2 separate regions of the Homo sapiens genome follow, and region 1 is linked to region 2. Evidence: chromatin contacts called from ENCODE Hi-C or POLR2A ChIA-PET data. All regions are on one chromosome and are shown on one strand. The core of a region is the stretch at or near the end of the contact, and the rest is flanking DNA. Distances in the headings are between cores, read along the strand shown.

What was found. Hi-C counts contacts between places; a loop is a spot of excess contacts on that map. ChIA-PET counts read pairs that join two places held with the same protein, here RNA polymerase II (POLR2A). Pooled maps may share reads with other maps.
Region 1: a map of endothelial cell of umbilical vein shows a loop between it and region 2 (4-fold over the local background). The contact joins two enhancer-like sites. A Hi-C loop is called at or near these places in 2 of 168 maps with a recorded cell type or tissue (PC-3 and endothelial cell of umbilical vein) and 2 of 50 pooled maps. POLR2A ChIA-PET finds 5 or more read pairs at or near these places in 6 of 52 experiments (B cell, GM12878, OCI-LY7 and 3 more).

What each region holds. Positions count from the first base shown.
Region 1 is chr10:36,537,044-36,543,058 of GRCh38, forward strand. No RefSeq gene overlaps it. Among named protein-coding and RNA genes, the nearest start is that of ANKRD30A, 590 kb to the right of the region's middle. Within about 2 kb of position 1,993, at least 3 of the 41 ENCODE cell types and tissues checked have a DNase peak (open chromatin) inside an H3K27ac peak, as active enhancers do; they include PC-3 and endothelial cell of umbilical vein, where a contact is called at or near this core.
Region 2 is chr10:36,488,266-36,493,941 of GRCh38, forward strand. No RefSeq gene overlaps it. Among named protein-coding and RNA genes, the nearest start is that of LINC02630, 590 kb to the left of the region's middle. RefSeq lists an enhancer at 5,610-5,676. Within about 2 kb of position 1,542, at least 7 of the 41 ENCODE cell types and tissues checked have a DNase peak (open chromatin) inside an H3K27ac peak, as active enhancers do; they include PC-3 and endothelial cell of umbilical vein, where a contact is called at or near this core.

The DNA.
Region 1 (6,015 bases), core at 743-3,242, 49 kb after region 2:
GTTGCCCAGGCTGGTCTTGAACTCCTGAGCTCAAGCGATCCACCTGCCTTGGCCTCCCAAAGTGCTCAGATCACAGGCATGAGCCACCATGTACGGCTGAGGGTATAACTTTTAAATACTAGTAAAACAGCCAAGATTACCTTCTCTTTTTAGATATTCTTTTTAAAATAATCATATTAGACATAAGAAAATCTGGAATTCCAGCTCCGTCAATCATTCACTAAAAACTGAGACCTTACTGTATGCCTACAAGTAAATGAATTAATTTCTCAGGGGTGAGTTGTGGGATTTTTCTCTTAAATACACATTACACGTATTTGAAAATACATTTTCAAGTATAATTAGCTCGTTTTAAATTGGCTTCTATTGGAAAAGATGATTTTTTTTTTTTGAGACGGAGCCTCGCTCTGTTGCCCAGGCTGGAGTGCAATGGCGCAAGCTCCGCCTCCTGGGTTCAAGCAATTCTCCTGCCTCACCCTCCGGAGTAGCTGGGATTACAGATGCCCGCCACCACACACGGCTAATTTTTTGTATTTTTAGTAGAGACAGGGTTTCACCGTGTTAACCAGGATGGTCTTGATCTCCTGACCTCGTGATCTGCCTGCCTAGGTCTCCCAAAGTGCTGGGATTACAGGTGTAATCTACCGCGCCTGGTTGATCTTTGTTTTTTAAAACAGAGATCATACCTCAGCCAATGAAACATCACACTTCTCAAAACTGTTTTAGTTGAGATATTAAACATGCTTATCTTAAAGCTATTATGATTGTGGTAAACAGCAGCACTCTCCCGCTCAGCTTCTTATGATTAACCAACTACAACAGAGGCTTCACATACTCATTAGCAACCACACAAAAGATTCTAATTTCTGTTTCTGGAGTAGAATGTTTAATTAAGTCACAAAAGGCACTTTGCAATTAGTAATTTTCACTCTTCTTCTTTTTTTTTTTTTTTTTTTTTTGAGACGGAGTCTCGCTCTGTTGCCCAGGCTGGAGGGCAGTGGCGGGATCTCTGCTGACTGCAAGCTACGCCTCCCAGGTTCACGCCATTCTCCTGCCTCAGCCTCCCGAGCAGCTGTGACTACAGGCGCCTGCCACCACGCCCGGCTAATTTTTTGTGTTTTTGATACAGACGGGGTTTCACCGTGTTAGCCAGGATGGTCTCGATCTCCTGACCTCGTGATCCACCCTCCTCGGCCTCCCAAAGTGCTGGGATTACAGGCATGAGCCACCGTGCTCGGCCCACTTTGCTTCTTTATGCTATTATTTGCCAAAAGGTAAATAAAGCTGGCTGACTAGATCATCACCAACTTGAAGCTCAAAACAGATAAATATCTTCCTAAGTGAGGGTGGTGTCCAGTGTCTTTACTAATTACATTGTAGTCTAGTTTTCAGTAACCAATTTGAAATAAAATCTAACTCTTTTATCCATGCCTGTAGCATCTAGCATGTATTAGGAACTCACTAAACATTGAAGAGAAAGAAAGAAAGAAAGAAAGAGAGAAGGGAAGGAGGCAGGAAGCGAGGAGAAAGGAAAGAAGAAAGAAGAGAGAAAATAAAGAAATAATGAATCAAGTGAATGAATGAGAATTGATCATTTGATCTTTCTGAATTATCTTTTCAATTAAGTAAAAACAGATTAGCTGAAAGAATGTTGGACTGCAAATTGAGTCCTTGGTCTAGGTGCAATGTATCTCAAAGTAATTACATAACCTGTGCAAGTCACTTTACTTTTCCTGAATTTATTTCTCACTGAGTATTTCTAGATGCTCAAGTAGAGCCTGAAACTCAATATATTCAAATATTTTATATTTCCCTTCAAATCCAACCCAGCTTCTGTACATTATTTTCCTATTAAAACATTATCATCAGCAGTAGATTGTTTACAAAAATGACTGCAATTTTTCTCTTCCCTAAATCAGCAACCCTTGGCAATGTGGCTTTGCAGCTCTTCCCATGAAGAAGTGTAGTCTATTTTCCCACCCTTTGTAAACAGACTGGCTTTGTGACTTGTGCTCACTAATAGGATGTGGAGGAAATGATGACATCCTGTTTCTGAGCCTAAGATTTATTATCTTTGCATGACTCTCTTAGTTGTCTCAAACCCCTGCCCAGCCTCCATGTGGAAAAGCCTGGACTAGCCTGCTGAAGGCTGAGGCCACATGGAGCAGAGGTGAGCCGTCTAACTCAGGCTGCCAAGATAAACCAGGTGTCAGCTGACCAGCAACTGATAGCAGATTCATAAACGATCACAGTCAACATCAGCCAAGCCAGGCCCAGTTCAACAGAAATGCCTTGTTGACCAGCATATTCATGAGCAATGAAAAATTGTCATTTAAGCCATTAAGCTTTGAGGTGTTTTGTTACTCAGAAAAAGCTAACTGCTACAGTGCCCTTCTGGAAACATGAAACCACTCTGTACTTTCTTCTCTTTGGTCCTTATAAGTCATTCACCAGATCTTCTGTATTTTAATTAAAATGTCTTCAAAATGCAATCCCTCTTTGCAATCCCCTGATGCTCTTCTAATTCTGGGCTCCATCGTCTCTTGCCTGAGTTTCCTGGTCTCATTCTCTTCCTCTTCCAATCCCATCTCCAAAGCACTATGTTTCAATCTAGAGATTTAATTATGTGACTCCTTTCCTTAAAAGTTGTCTTTGATTCTGTTTTCTAAGTATAATTAGCAGTGAAAATTTCTTTATAGTACATAAAGCCTTTTCTGTTTTTATTTTCTTTTCTCTTGCTGAGTATATAACATGTACTGTCATCAGTCTACCATATTCCCCCAACACAAAACCACTCATCTTTAACTTCATAATCACAATTCTAAGCCACCACTCATGTTCTTTTTGCCTGAATTCCCGTATCCACCTTGTCTACCTGGCAACTTTTTACTTATTCTTTAACATTAATCTCAGATAAAAATCTGCACTGAGATTTTCTTGGTTTCTTTCAAACAGAATGAATTATACCCTTCCTTGTGTGTCTAGGGCATGTCTGTCTAACTCAGAACTTCCTCATGCTCTACTTCATTCACTTGTTTCTCTGCCTTTGTCACACAGATTGAGTTCTTTAAATGCACAGACTCTAACTCCATCACCCTTTAATCCTTAGAAACAAGCGTAGTCTTACATAGTAGAGGCACTCAATACATGTTTTTTGATGTACGTGTAATGAGCAGAATTAAACTAACTTATCTGAAAAATGTAAAAATCTTGGTTTATCAAGATAGTTTTTAAGTTTAAAATCTGTTTACCTTGTCTTAAGAGCTTATTTATGTTTTGTGTGTCAATGCAAGTTGGTGACAAATTTTCCTGCGAGATTTATTTTGGGGCAACCTGCCTTAATGTTGCTCATAATCCTAAGGCATTTTACTATTACAGAAAATTGTAGGCAAAGAGAACCTACTAACATTGGAATTTATTAATCAGAGCAAAACATGTGGGTAACAAGCCACGGTATTAATTACAAGTGGGGTTTTATAACAAACAGATCAGAATTTATTGTAGAGGTAAAATAATGAGCTGTGAGAGCTTACTTAGTAGAGAAACATTCTATGAATCTAATAATATATAAAAGTCCATTTTTCTTTTAGTTGATTTTCTGCTTAGTTCAGATAAATCATCACTGTAGTATTACCTTCTTTCATTATGCAACAAATTTTATTTGTATTTTTAATTAATTAATTAATTTTTTTGTGGAGACAGGGCCTTGCTATGTTGCCCAGGCTGGTCTTGAACTCCTGGGCTCAAGCAGTCCACCCGCCTCAGCCTCTCAGTGTTGGGATTATAAGCATGAGCCACCGCTCCCGGAATCAGCAAATATTTGTTAAACATAAGCACATACTATGTAACACTATTCTAATCCTTCAAATCAGTTATTCTCCAAAAGAAGTAACTTTGTTTCTTTCTTGTTTTTTCCTTCCTCTATCATTTCCTTTGACTTTTTAAGAAAAGAATCCTCAGGCTTCCAGTTTATTTTAGGACACTTAGGATGTTCTCAGTTATTTTTTAATTCTCAAACTCTTTTACACACACTAGATATTTTTTACCCAGAATTTTAATACGTATAGTTTTTAAGATGATAACTGCTTAAGAAGTCTTATTTTAGTAGCTATAACACATATCCACTGATTTTTATTAATATAACATACCAGTCATAGTTTATAAATCCTTTGATTTGGGATTAAATTGAGTTTTTAAAGCATTAGTACGATTTCAGATTTTCAGTGAGAATATGATTGGGTTGTGCTAAGACAGAAATTAAAATTTTTTTTTTGAGATGAAGTTTTGCTCTTGTTGCCCAGGCTGGAGGGCAATGGCATGATCTCGGCTCATCGCAACCTCCACCTCCCGGGTTCAAGCGATTCTCCTGCCTCAGCCTCCCGAGTAGGTGGGATTACAGGCATGTGCCACCACGCCCAGTTAATTTTTGTATTTTTGGTAGAGACAGGTTTTCTCTGTGTTAGTCAGGCTGGTCTCGAACTCCTGACCTCAGGTGATCCGCCTGCCTTGGCCTCCCAAAATGCTGGGATTACAGGTGTAGAAATTTAAATTTTTATATATTTATTATTTATCAAATATTAAAATTATTATCTTAGAATATCAGTGACTATGGATAATGTTTGTTTTTTGTAAATTGAATAATTAGGTCTCATATTCACAGTTCTATAAGCAAGTTATATTTGTGTTTATTATTTTAGAAAAAGAAATATGTTTTTATAAGAATTAGAATTCAAGAGTGAATGATTAAGTATAATTGTCAATATGATTCAGTTAAGAGCTACTGAATATAAATATTATATTCAAAATAAAGCTAATATTATAGGCAGACTATTAGTTTAGCAGTAGATGTAAACACTGCAAAGGACAGTGATATAAGCCTTTACAAAGATTCATAGTGACATAGAACTACATCAAATTCGTCAAAAGTTCTATTCAGTAAAACATGCAGTTTTTCCCCTTGAGGAAAGTAAAACAAAATGCTTTGTCATTTTAAGATCAGTTAAATAGTAATATGAATTAATTGAGATCAATTTTTTTTCTTAGCAAAATGTATCGAAGGCGACTTTAGTCTTTTTTTTTTTTTTTTGTCCTGGATGAAATTACCCAGTATATTTATCTAGGATTCAAATCAAAATCCAATAAATTATTCTTTTGCTTAATCTGTGAAAGAAGTTTCAGAAGTATGTTTTTATGTCAAGATTGATATTTTAAAATATTTTTATAAAACATCATAGAATAATGTTACAAATGTCTTTGACTTTTTATCTTGCAAATTTAATTTGAAGATTTTTAAGGAGGAGGGTAATCCAATCCAACTGAGTTTTCCTCAAATTACTATCAAAATGAGCTTGACTCACAGTTAAGCTTGAGTCTTTTTCCATAATTGTTATGACCCCTCTCTCAAAACACGCACACACTCAAAGATTAAAGAAAGAATCCACTTCAAGTCTGATTTTGGCCAGAGTTTTACACAGTTGGGGTATACTCCTACCATCTGAGGTTATTAAAAACAAACCAATCATTACTCAATTTGTCCCTCTTGGAGTCTCTTTCCTGGTAGCAGCATTTAGGATCAACTGGGATCCTGAGTTCCCAAACTGGCCTGTTAACACGAACACGTTTATCAGTATTTGGCTCAAGGACAAAGCACTAAAACAACAGATGGAATCAATATTACATTTTACAAAGCGATTACATCGCAAAATCAACAGTTCTTTGTAATGACTGATGGTGATTGTGTAAATTTCTTCTGCTCTCAGCATTTTCTTCTTATAAGAATGTCTAAGTAAGTGCCATAGGTGCCAGTTATGAAGTAGCTCTGATTAGGTATTAATTGGGTTTCATCCAAGGCTGTAATCAGTTGTGACTTAGTCACCAAAGAAGGTAAAGAACAGAAATAATTACCTGTGCCTTTCAATTAACGTATATATATGGGGATTCAGCATTTCACAATGAGATCTTTCCCCAAACACACCCCCCCCCCCACACACACACACACACTTTTCTCTAGTTTCT
Region 2 (5,676 bases), core at 292-2,791:
TAGTACAGTAGCATTAAGTACATTTGCACTATAATCCAACCATCACCGCCATTCATCTTCAGAATTTTTTTCTTCCCAAACTGAAGCTCTGTACACATTAAACAATAACTCCCTATTTCCCCTTCCCTCCAGAGGGCTGTACATTTGGAAAACTGTTATGATTCAGTTTTCCAACCTCCATTCTACTTTTTGTCTCTAGAAATATGATTATGCTAGGCATAATACTTCCCATAAACGGACTCATACAACCTATTTCCTTTTGTGTTTGGCTTGTGTCACTTAGCATGTTGTTTTCAAGGTTCTTTCATGTAGCATGTTTCAGAATTCCTCCTCTTTTAAGGCTGAATAATATTTCAATATGCCTATTTACCATATATTGTTTATCCGTGCATCTATCAATGAGTATTTGGATTGTTTTGGGTATTATTAAGTAATGCTGCTATTAACATGGGTATACAGATATCTGCCCAAGTCTCTGCTTTCAATTCTTTGAGGCACGTGCTCAGCAGTGGCATTTCCAAGTCACGTGATAATTCTATATTTAGTGTTTTGAGGGATAGCCTTACTGTTTTCCACAGCAGCTGCACCATTTTACACTCCACCACCTATGTAGAGGATTCACATTTCTCCAATCTGCACCAATATTTATTTTCTGTTTTTTCGTTTGTTTGGTTGTTAGTTTTTTAATCACAGCCATGCTAATGGGTGTGAAGCGGTATCTCATTGTCATTCTGACTTGCATTTCCCTAAGACCAATTTGTTTCCGAACCAGGACAATTTTCAGCTCCCACCCTACCACTACTTTCCCCACTCCTGCACCCTCATTTCCTTGCTTTTTTTTTTTTTTTTTTTTTTGAGATGGATTCTCACTCTGTCGCCAAGGCTGGAGTCCAGTGGTGCGATTTCAACTCACTGCAACCTCCACCTCCTGGGTTCAAGCAATTCTTCTGTCTCCAAGCAATTCTCCTGTCTCAGGCTCCAGAGTAGCTAGGATTACAGGCGCACATCACCATGACTGTCTAATTTTTGTATTTTTAGTAGAGACAGGGTTTCACCATATGCCAGGCTGGTCTGTAACTCCTGACCCACCCGCCTCGGCCTCCCAAAGTGCTGAGATTATAGGCGTGAGCCACCGCGCCTGGCCTTCCTTCCTCTTTTAAATAAGTGGTAGCTGAAAGAGTCTAGACTCTTGAGTACATTTCCCGACTAGTCTCTGACTTTTTCACAAGAAAGTCATTGTATGGCCACTCAAAGAAAACATTTTGATTATTCATATAATTTCACAGTGCCTGTGATAGCTCTGCTCAGCCCCTTTTTCTGAGGTGTGACATGCCATCTGTCAAAGTGAGAACAGGAACCCTCCTTTCCTTCAAGCTGTTGTCCTGCACACAGAACAAGTGAAAGATACTGGAAAACCCTCTGTTGGATTCTAAAGTTCTTTTGACCTTAGCTTGAAAATAAAAAAGAATCAGGAAATATTTTCTTGCTGGGTTGGAGCCAATGACTCTTGGCCAGAAATAACTGTGTAGAGTTCCTCTCGGCTGGACCCATGAGGCCAGGCCTTCAGGGGAGGTCCTGGAGTAGGGGAGCATGGTGAGACCAGCGCCTCTCATCTGAGTGCATCCACTTGGAGGAGATCTAGGGGAGGCTAGCTCCTTGAACTGAATCCTGTTTAGAGGAGGGGACCCAACTTGGGGAGAATTTTCTCTCCAAGCCCAGTGGGCAAGGCCTAGGAGCCGTAGCCTTCCTATCAGTTTATCCGAAAACCCTGATAGAAGTCAGCACATTTTTAAAAACACTTAAGTCCATTGTTTCCTTTTTGAGGGAGAAAAAAGTGCTAAAGAATGTTAAGCTCTTCTAGCAGCACTCTTACTCATAGCCAGATTGAATTTCTTTTTCCTTCATGGATTCCCTGAGGCATCATTATAATGAAAAAGTAGGCATCAGAAAAACACTTACCGGGTTGTGTCTGGAGAAAAAGTCACTTTTGGGACAACCCGTGTAAAAAATCTCTACACATTTTATTCTAATTACAGGTCTGCAAACCATTCTCATCTCCAGTGGATATTAGTGAACTACTGCCCCCTTGAAGGTCATGACCTTGGGCAACAGTAAGGGTTTGCCATCAAAAACAAGACTAAAATAACACTGATGGCTGCTTTCAGGAGGTCTGAGATGAGAGCTAGAGTTCTCCTCCCTAGGGCCCCTACATGGATTTACTCATGAGTTTACACACTTGAACTTCTCTGCCGTTTATCCTTAGGTATTGCCAGCTTCTCCCTTTTTGGCCTAGTCATTCTTTGTGTTTCTCATTCATTCCAGACTGCTCCCTTTTTTCTTTCTTCCTGTCTCAGTCAGCACAGGAGATAAAGGTTAACAGCGTTTTGAGTGTGACCTGTGAGGGAAATTGCTATTGTTTAATTCCAGTTTCTTGCCATGGAGTTATTTACTTATCTTTCTATTAAATCCTCATAGCATGTTACTCCTTTTTCTTATGTTTTCACACAATGCCCTTTATTTCAACTGATTACTTGTTTTGATTTTCCTTAGCCTATCTTATTTTTGCATTTCCTAAGAGTCTTCCTGTGGCAGCACATTTCATAACCACTATTTGATTTGTAAATTTATCTTTGTGGACCATCTTCCACTCCCAGATGATTACATGAACAAGTAGCTTGGTTGTAGACTTGTTCTTTAGAATACAGTGCCTTAGATTAAGATGAGAACTGGGCCGGGTGTGGTGGCTCACGCCTGTAATCCCAGCACTTTGTGAGGCCAAGGCGGGTGGATCACGAGGTTAGGAGATCAAGACCATCCTGGCTAACATGGTGAAACCCTGTCTCTACTAAAAATACAAAACATTAGCCGGGCATGGTGGCGGGTGCCAGAAGTCCCAGCTACTCAGGAGGCTGAGGCAGGAGAATGGCGTGAACCCGAGAGGCGGAGCTTGCAGTGAGCCGAGATCTCACCACTGCACTCCAGCCTGGGCGACAGAGCAAGACTCTGTCTCAAAAAAAAAAAAAAAAAAAATGAGAACTGAACTGAGATGAAGACTTCTTTAACATAGTGCCATCTGGGAAAGGACCAGCATCTATGGGAATCAACTTTGACAGATGCAATGAGGTTTTGGGGGACATCACTATGATTCATAATATGGTCATGTAATTGCTGGACAATGACATATTTTATTTTAGAACACTTTTAATTTTTCAATGAACTTCCTTTTAGATTTAGAGTTTGGTTTTTAGACCAACTCTGTGTGGTAGCTACAATAGGTCCAAACATTCTCATTTCCTAGATAAAGACACTGAATATAAAGATATAAGTGCACGTCCTCTATATGGGCACCTGTTATATTGTCTCACACATAGTTAAGGGTTTATTCATTTATCAACAAACATCTATTTAGTTTCTATTGCCATATCAGGTACATTGGTAGGTGTCGGCGATAAAAAGAACAATACAGACAACAATAAAAAAATCACCTAATCGAAAGTGATCGATCAGTCTATTAGGGAATTAATAACAATAATGGTATCGTAAGCATGTGTTTCAAACTCTTATTAATTTCATTGGTAGTGGAATAATGTGTCTGTTTAGCAAAATCCTACAGATTTTGTTATTAGGTAACAACTCATAGCAAAAACCCACATGGAAAGCTGAGAGAACAGTAGGCAGAATTATTTTATTTGCTCTGTATGACTTTCAAAGACCTATGAAACTGATTATTTAAACAAATTCTAAAAGAGCATGTTCTGAAAGCCTGAAATACTTGTTAGAATGAATTATTCTTTCTCCTTCTAATGGACAAAGCAGGCCCTAAACAGGAGAATGCTAGTATTCTTCTTTGCTCTACTGTCTCAGGTCCCTGGGGAGGGGAGTTCCCAGTTATACACAGCACTCCCTCCACACATGTAAGATGCATTTAGTTCTTATGTCAGAGCCCCCACTCTCCTACCTGCCATCTGGGCTGTCCTGTGTACTTACAGCCGTTTGTCACTCATCTCATATCTTTCCAATAGTGAATTTTTAAGTGGGGAATGGAGTCCAGGAAGAACACCATGAAGCTCAACAAGGGAGGAAGAGGGTCTGGATGATATCATCATTATGTCTCGATCTCCCTCAGTCTACCATACAACTCCTGCCGAGGCTTCTAGAATATTCTGTTACTTCAGCTTGTTAGCCCATGTGATACAGAGATATTGCTCACTGTCCAAATGGTCACCCATAATGGAAAGCTGAGCCATACAGAAGGGACATTGCCCACAGGGATAAAGAGGGTACATGCAGGAAAAATCATCCTTATTTTCACCACATTCCATGTTGCTCCATTTTGTTGGATTGGTTATTTTTCTTTTTCTCTGTGCTCCAAAAATTATCAGGCCTCTCATCGACCCAAAGTGGCCTAGATTTGTTCTTATTTCTTTGACTGAGTGTCTCACAAAGTGATCTGACCTTTTACAAAACCTTTTGTCACTTGTTTGAGAAAAATCAAGAGAGCTAGCTCCATCTCCTGATAAAATGCCATGCTACAATTATTTCATTGCCTGGGAAAGTGATTGAATCCCATAATAGAAGAAATAGCATCCACTTTTTAAAGAACTGGGCTGATGTTTTGAAAAGGTCAATTCTCTTCTGTGGAAAACTGCAAAAAATATCCAAATTCACATCTCACTTCACCTAGAGTCAGAACGTCTCTGCCATAAAAACCCAGACTGCAGAGCATCCAAGTCAAAGTGGGCTCAGGACCAGGAAAAATGTTACAGCTCTGCCATGAAGCCATGGTGAGCACGATTCCTGTGAGTCATTAAACCAAATAAATAATCATAATAGAACCTTCTGTAGCTGTTCTCTAGTAGAACTTGCTTTATTTTTCAGTCCACTTCTATATAAGTTTGTAACTTCTTTTCATATCTGTTGTTTGAGGTAGGTAGAATAGATATGGGGATAGTAAATTGCAAGTTTCCAGACAAGGAAACTGAGCTGATTTGCATAAAATTCAATGTTCAGCTCATAGCAGGACCAGGATCACTACTTTCTTTGCAGGCAGTGTGTGTGTGTGTGTGTGTGTGTGTGTGTGTTTTCCACTTAGACCAGTTGGAGCCAGAAGCTGACATATGCCAAACTGCTGTCCCTTTTGGTAACTATACGAAGTTGTCTTGGCTTTGTGTTCCAGAATCATTAACAAACACTTCTATGCTTTTCTACTTGAAACTATAATTGTCAGTAAATAATTCAAAATATATCCAAAATTAAGATAAATATACTGATTTTTGATATTTAATACTTACCCTCTCCAATTATACAATTAATGCATCAGGAGAAAGAATTGCCATGTCTGAACCCCTGAAGTCATATGATACACTTAGACATCACAGTGACCTTCCACTTTTGGAATGTATGACTGGTCCATAAATTTAATTTTGAAGGAACTCAACATAGGAAAATATGTTGCTTTGTAAATGCATTATCTCGCTGTTAAAATACATCAAATAGCTTTTCTGTCATTCAGGTTTGTATGTGACTTCCAATTTTTAAATTTTATTGTGATAATAATGAATTTGTAATATTTTATTCCTGATTGCAGGGGAAGCTTAGAAAGGATGCCATGTCTTTACTGATTGATTAAGGCTGGTTTAAAGAAATCAAATATGTACCAAAATGATGAAATTTTCT